Regions from separate parts of the Mus musculus genome. Here region 1 is linked to region 2. The links are chromatin loops, found by intact Hi-C in ENCODE. Cell type or tissue: left cerebral cortex. All regions are shown on one strand.

Evidence for each region. Hi-C counts contacts between places; a loop is a spot of excess contacts. Peaks named below come from ENCODE experiments on the same cell type or tissue, not always from the same donor. Only the 100,000 strongest peaks of a DNase experiment are listed, where the experiment ranks them.
Region 1: it touches region 2 in a loop (6-fold over the local background); 2 of 42 quality-filtered maps call a loop at or near these places.

Annotation. Positions count from the first base shown.
Region 1 is chr5:136,425,632-136,428,131 of GRCm38, reverse strand. The region is part of intron 2 of Cux1 (cut-like homeobox 1); the gene reads left to right. It overlaps Gm16599 (a long non-coding RNA gene), which reads right to left. Exons shown (of 3, transcript XR_868598.3): 3 at 1-2,500. Among named protein-coding and RNA genes, the nearest start is that of Gm16599, 34 kb to the right of the region's middle. In left cerebral cortex, no CTCF peak of the experiment used is centred here; DNase peaks (open chromatin) are centred at 192 and 1,110; H3K27ac peaks cover 2,176 bases.
Region 2 is chr5:136,486,700-136,489,199 of GRCm38, reverse strand. The region is part of intron 1 of Cux1 (cut-like homeobox 1); the gene reads left to right. Among named protein-coding and RNA genes, the nearest start is that of Cux1, 80 kb to the left of the region's middle. In left cerebral cortex, no CTCF peak of the experiment used is centred here; a DNase peak (open chromatin) is centred at 1,369; H3K27ac peaks cover 951 bases.

The DNA.
Region 1 (2,500 bases), 61 kb after region 2:
TGCATGGGTTTTGGAATTGTCAGGCTCTATAAGAAAATGAAATCCTTTGTGCCAGCTCTGGTCCTGCTGGTCTGTGAGCGGTGGACACACTCGTGTGCGTGCCAATGCATGTGTGTTGTAGAGAGTTCCTATTTTGAGCTGTTTGAGAAAGCAGCTGCCCTGAATTGAGGCGCATGTGTCTTCAGCTTATTTCCCGATGTTAGCCTAAAATAGAAACCGGCCTCTGTCGGCAGTGGCTCTCCCGGGCAACTTGTCAGCAAAAGCACTTCCAAGTGTTTCCCTATAGTCTATGCCTTTGACGGAGAGCGCCTTCTTTCTTCTTTAATTTATTCTATCTGCTGGGCTGTTGATAGAACCCAGGGTCTTGTGCATGCTAGGCAAGTTCTCCCCAGCTGAGCCATTACCCCAGCACTTCATCACTCTGTAGCCAGGCTAGCATTGAACTAGCAGCCTCCTGGGTGCTAGGATCATAGGTATGTGTTACACTTGACTAGGAACAGTTTCCTCGTGCTTGGACCCACTGTCCTTTAACCGCCACCACCTGGTAGCTTCAAGTCTCCTGAAAATTATTAAGATACCCACCCACAGTGAGATCTGTGTCACCACAGGATCTAGCAGTGACCTTCAGCTTGGCCTTCATTCAAGCTTTAGTGAAGCCCCAGGCTATCTGGCCTTCCTCTCCAGCTTGAATACAGTCATGTTTAATGTTTGTGTTATTTGCCTTTTAACTGAGTCACTCTTGTTTATTTAGTTGTAAGTGAGTGAGGGGCAAGGGTGGGTGTGGAAATGATCGCTCTCTACCCTTTAGATCACTGAATAAACACTTCAATCAAGTGAGTCCTGTAAGCTCTAGGCTGCACTAAGGAATAGCAATTGTAGGGTGGCCTGGCCTCAGTGCTAGGGCTCTCTGTCCTGTAAAGCAGTTGTTTCGGGTGATAAATGACTATGCTAGATGCTTTGGAATTCCAAAAGGAAATTCTTCTGCCTGGGTGAGAAGGTGGCTTCATGCAAATGGTCACTTGACAGCCCAGGCTTTTGTACCCACCTTTCATGGGCTCCTGCAGCTGTCTTGCTGTGCAGTCAGTTTGATGTGCATGTTTGTCCTCCCTGCAGAACTTCACCTTCAAGAGGCCAGGGCCATCCAGGTGTGATACCACTCCTGGAATCCCAGCACTCAGAGGCTATAGGAGGAGGATTGTACATTTGATGCCAGCCTGCGTATATAACAAGACCCTGTTTCAGAAAGAAAGGGAGGGGGGGAGTTATATAACTTCTTGGCTGTATGCATACAAAGCACACAATAGATACTCGTGAGTACATTCCTGATAGTCACTGCAGGCTGACTCAAAGCAGCAAGACTCACCTGCTCCATAGTGTTTCCCTGCTTGTTAGCCACTTGCACTGAAATGTTAGTGAAACTTGAGACCCACAATTCTTGCTCTAGTTGTGTCATTGGATAATGACATGCTTGTAATCCTAGCACAGAGGAGGAAGAGGAGGAAGGGGAGGAGGAGGAAGAGTTGGAAACAGAGGTAGATTGCTGTGGCTCACTGGCCAACCAACACAGCTCAATCTAAAAGCTCCAGGCCAGTAAGACCCTGTCTCAAAAAAACCTTATAGACATCACCTTGTGGAGCTGGCTTCCAAGAAGGCAGGAAAGCTACTTGGAATCAGGGTATCCCAACCTAGCCTGAGCTCACAGATAGATAAAGCTACTTGGAATCAGGGTATCCCAACCTAACCTGAGCTCACAGATAGATAAAGCTACTTGGAATCAGGGTATCCCAACCTAGCCTGAGCTCACAGATAGATAAAAGGAGCTTTTACACTGGAGTCAGAGCCTGTATTCTCCCTGGATAGGTAGACTTCTGGTGGCAGCCTGGCACTTCAATATAGAATGAGTGTGGATCTCACTGGTGTGTGTGACCAGGGCCCTGAGGCTGCAAGGGCACCAAGGTGATGCTTTCATGAAGGTTGACTTGTAGCCCTTCTTTAGGAGTAAGTGTAAGATTCAGCATGCCTATTTCTTGAAATACTTTTTGAGTTTCAGTTTCCATGTGATACAAGATGTCGAACATTCTAGGTTTCCCACAAAATATAGCTTACTCCCCCCCCCCCCCCAAACCCCTCTTCATCCATATCTGGATGTGGTTGGGATGCTTTTTCCACAGTAGAATGCAGATTGGAGTGTGGTTTTCCATGGGCTCATTTTCAGCATGAGTTTGACATCTTCCTCCACCATGCACATGGGCTTAGTGAAGTGCAACTGGCCTAACAGAGGTGCCCCCGACCTGTTGATGAGACTGGGTTACGAGGGACTGAGCAGAATGCCCAGGTCGCATCTTTGGCAGTTCAGCAGATTCCTGCCCTGCCACCCCACATGCTATATGTCTTAGACACTGCAGCATTTATGAGAACAGAGCGTAGATGTTGGTGATAAACCAGCTCATAAATGACCACGAGTAAATTTTTATTCCAGAAGCATTTTGATCTCACACAG
Region 2 (2,500 bases):
AATCTCTGGCCTCCATATGTGAATGAACACACACACACACACACACACACACACACACGATTTGGAGGTGGTTTAAATTTTGGGGGGAGTAATTTAGCCTAAGTCTTTGAGCCTTCCAAATGTGACCAGCCCTATCTGGAGCAGTGGAAGCTCCACACATTGGCGGAAGGCTCAGTCTACTCACTGTGTCAATCTGTTTCCGTGGTGGCAGGAGGCAGCACAGTATTAAATTTGGAGACCCCTGTTGGCTCCTCGAGTTGGTTCACATATGTCTGCAAGGTTGGGTAAAGGAGTGAGGTGGAACCCCATAGAGTCTCTGACTGCCAGCAGCAAGTGGCCCCAGGTGTACTGGCTTTGCAATGTAGGTTCCTAGTCACCAGGCCACCTGTTCAACTCAAGCTGTCTGACCTATCAGTCTGCAGAGAGACCTCAGAATCAAAGGACAAATAGCTGGGCTTAGGAAACAGGGTCTGACCTATGTCTTTTAGAGTGGGTGTGGGTGTGGGTGTACATATGTGCCTCACCCTCACTCTACTTCCTTTCCCTGTACATGTCTGGATGCCAGAAGACAGCCTCTGCTGTTTCTCCTCAGGTGCCATCCATCTTGTTCCTTTTGGGGACAGTTTCTCATAACAGTGGGAGTTGTTTTGTACCTGGATGGCCAGTAAGTTCCAGGAACCCTCTATTTCCTTTCTAACGGCAGCCTTACACATAGCTTTGTATGTGGATGTTGAAATCTAAACTCAGGTCTTGGTGCTCACAAGTCAGCTGTGTTACTCACTGACTCTTTCTGACCTGATTGATTTATTTACTTACTTTTGGTGCCAGGCTGGTCTCAAACTTGATGTGAAGCAGAAATTGGCCTTGAACTTCTGATCTTCCTGCTTCCACCTCTGAGTGTTGGGATTACAGGAACACACCACCATGCCCATCAGCCCTGTGCTCTTACTTTATCCTCTAAATGTACTCACTCACTGAGAAGGCTAGAACCCCTCAAGTTCCCACATTGAACACCCCACTCAGTTAAAGAAGCCAGGATATGCTACTTGTGCTATAGCTGGAAACCCAGACTTCTTCATGGCAAGCAGCAGGATCCCTATTGAAACAGCAGCCAGCACTGGTTTTCTGTTTCTCCAAGTTGTGTGTGTGTGTGTATGTGTGTATGTATGCGCCTGTGCCTGGAAGGAAATATCAACTTCTCCCGTTCCTGTCATATTTCAATATTGGCTTTTTTCCGCCCTTCTCCAAGTCTCCCGTTATAACTTCTTCTGCTGCTTAAATATAGCCATCTAAGTCCTCCTTCTTGCCAGATTGTTTATATTTTTGCAAGCCTTCTGCGTTATCTGCGACTGCTTGCTTGCCTCTCTCTCCATCCCACTTCCCCACGTTGGTGGCGGTTGCTCTTTTTCCCCTGCCTCCTCTTCTCTGGGATGACTTTCAAATGTGGTCTATCAAAACGCCCAGTGTTTCCCTCTTTTCTGCAGTCGCTTTGACATCTGTTCTTGAATGCTAGCCCACAGTATTGCTTTGGATTTGCTCACCCAGGATTTGTTTGAATGCCAGAAATACTAAAGGAAGAGTGTGGCATGAGGCCTCTCCCCACCTCACAGTTCCCCTCTCCACATTTAAACTGTCTTTAGATTTCTGAGTTGACAGCATGCTGGTTGGTTGTTCCAGCTCTCTGTCATCTTGTCTGGCCACGAGCCACACCATCATGGTACCAGGAAAGCATCACCCAAGATGGCTTTCTGGCCCACTGGGTTGTTTCCACAAAAAAGGAAGCAGGAGGCAGGGGATGTTGTTCAGTTTGTAGAGCACCTAGTATGCAGGGACCCTTGGCATTTCTAGAGTGATGATACATGCCTGTGCCTCCAGCTCTAAAGAAGAGGAGGCAGGGGGACCTTCCCCTTACTTCACATCCTTCTGGGAAGTTCTATAAGGCAGGTTGGCTTTCACTTCCCACCCCAGTCTCGCTCAGGTGGTAGCAGGGAATATCTTCTGAGTGACGAACACCCTATTCTGCCCACCATTTCCTTTCCATGTGCCCTTCCATGCTGTTATGTGAGCGCCTCCAGCTCTGAGGACATGCATTACACATCTCCTTTTAAGACTCTGGGGATTAGGGATATGGCTCGGTTGCTAGAGTGCTTACAGAGTAAGCATGAAGTCCTGGGTTCTATCCCTAGAACTGTTTAATGCATGCCTATAATCCTAACAACTGGGAAGAAGGCAGAGACAGTAAGATTAGGAATTCAAGGTCATTTTTTCCAGCTTTATAATGAATCTAAGGCCAGTCTGGGGTACATGAGACCCTGTCTCTGGGGGATTGGGGGAGAATCATGTATGACAATCGGAGGTAGGTAGACTCTGGTGGCCTTCTTGGCCTTCTAGTTCTCTCAGAAACATAAGATGATGGGATCTGCTGTGGATGGAGGAGTCGCTTATAACAGTCACTAATGCCACACAGAATATTCTGCTCCGTATGTTCAGTAACTGAATT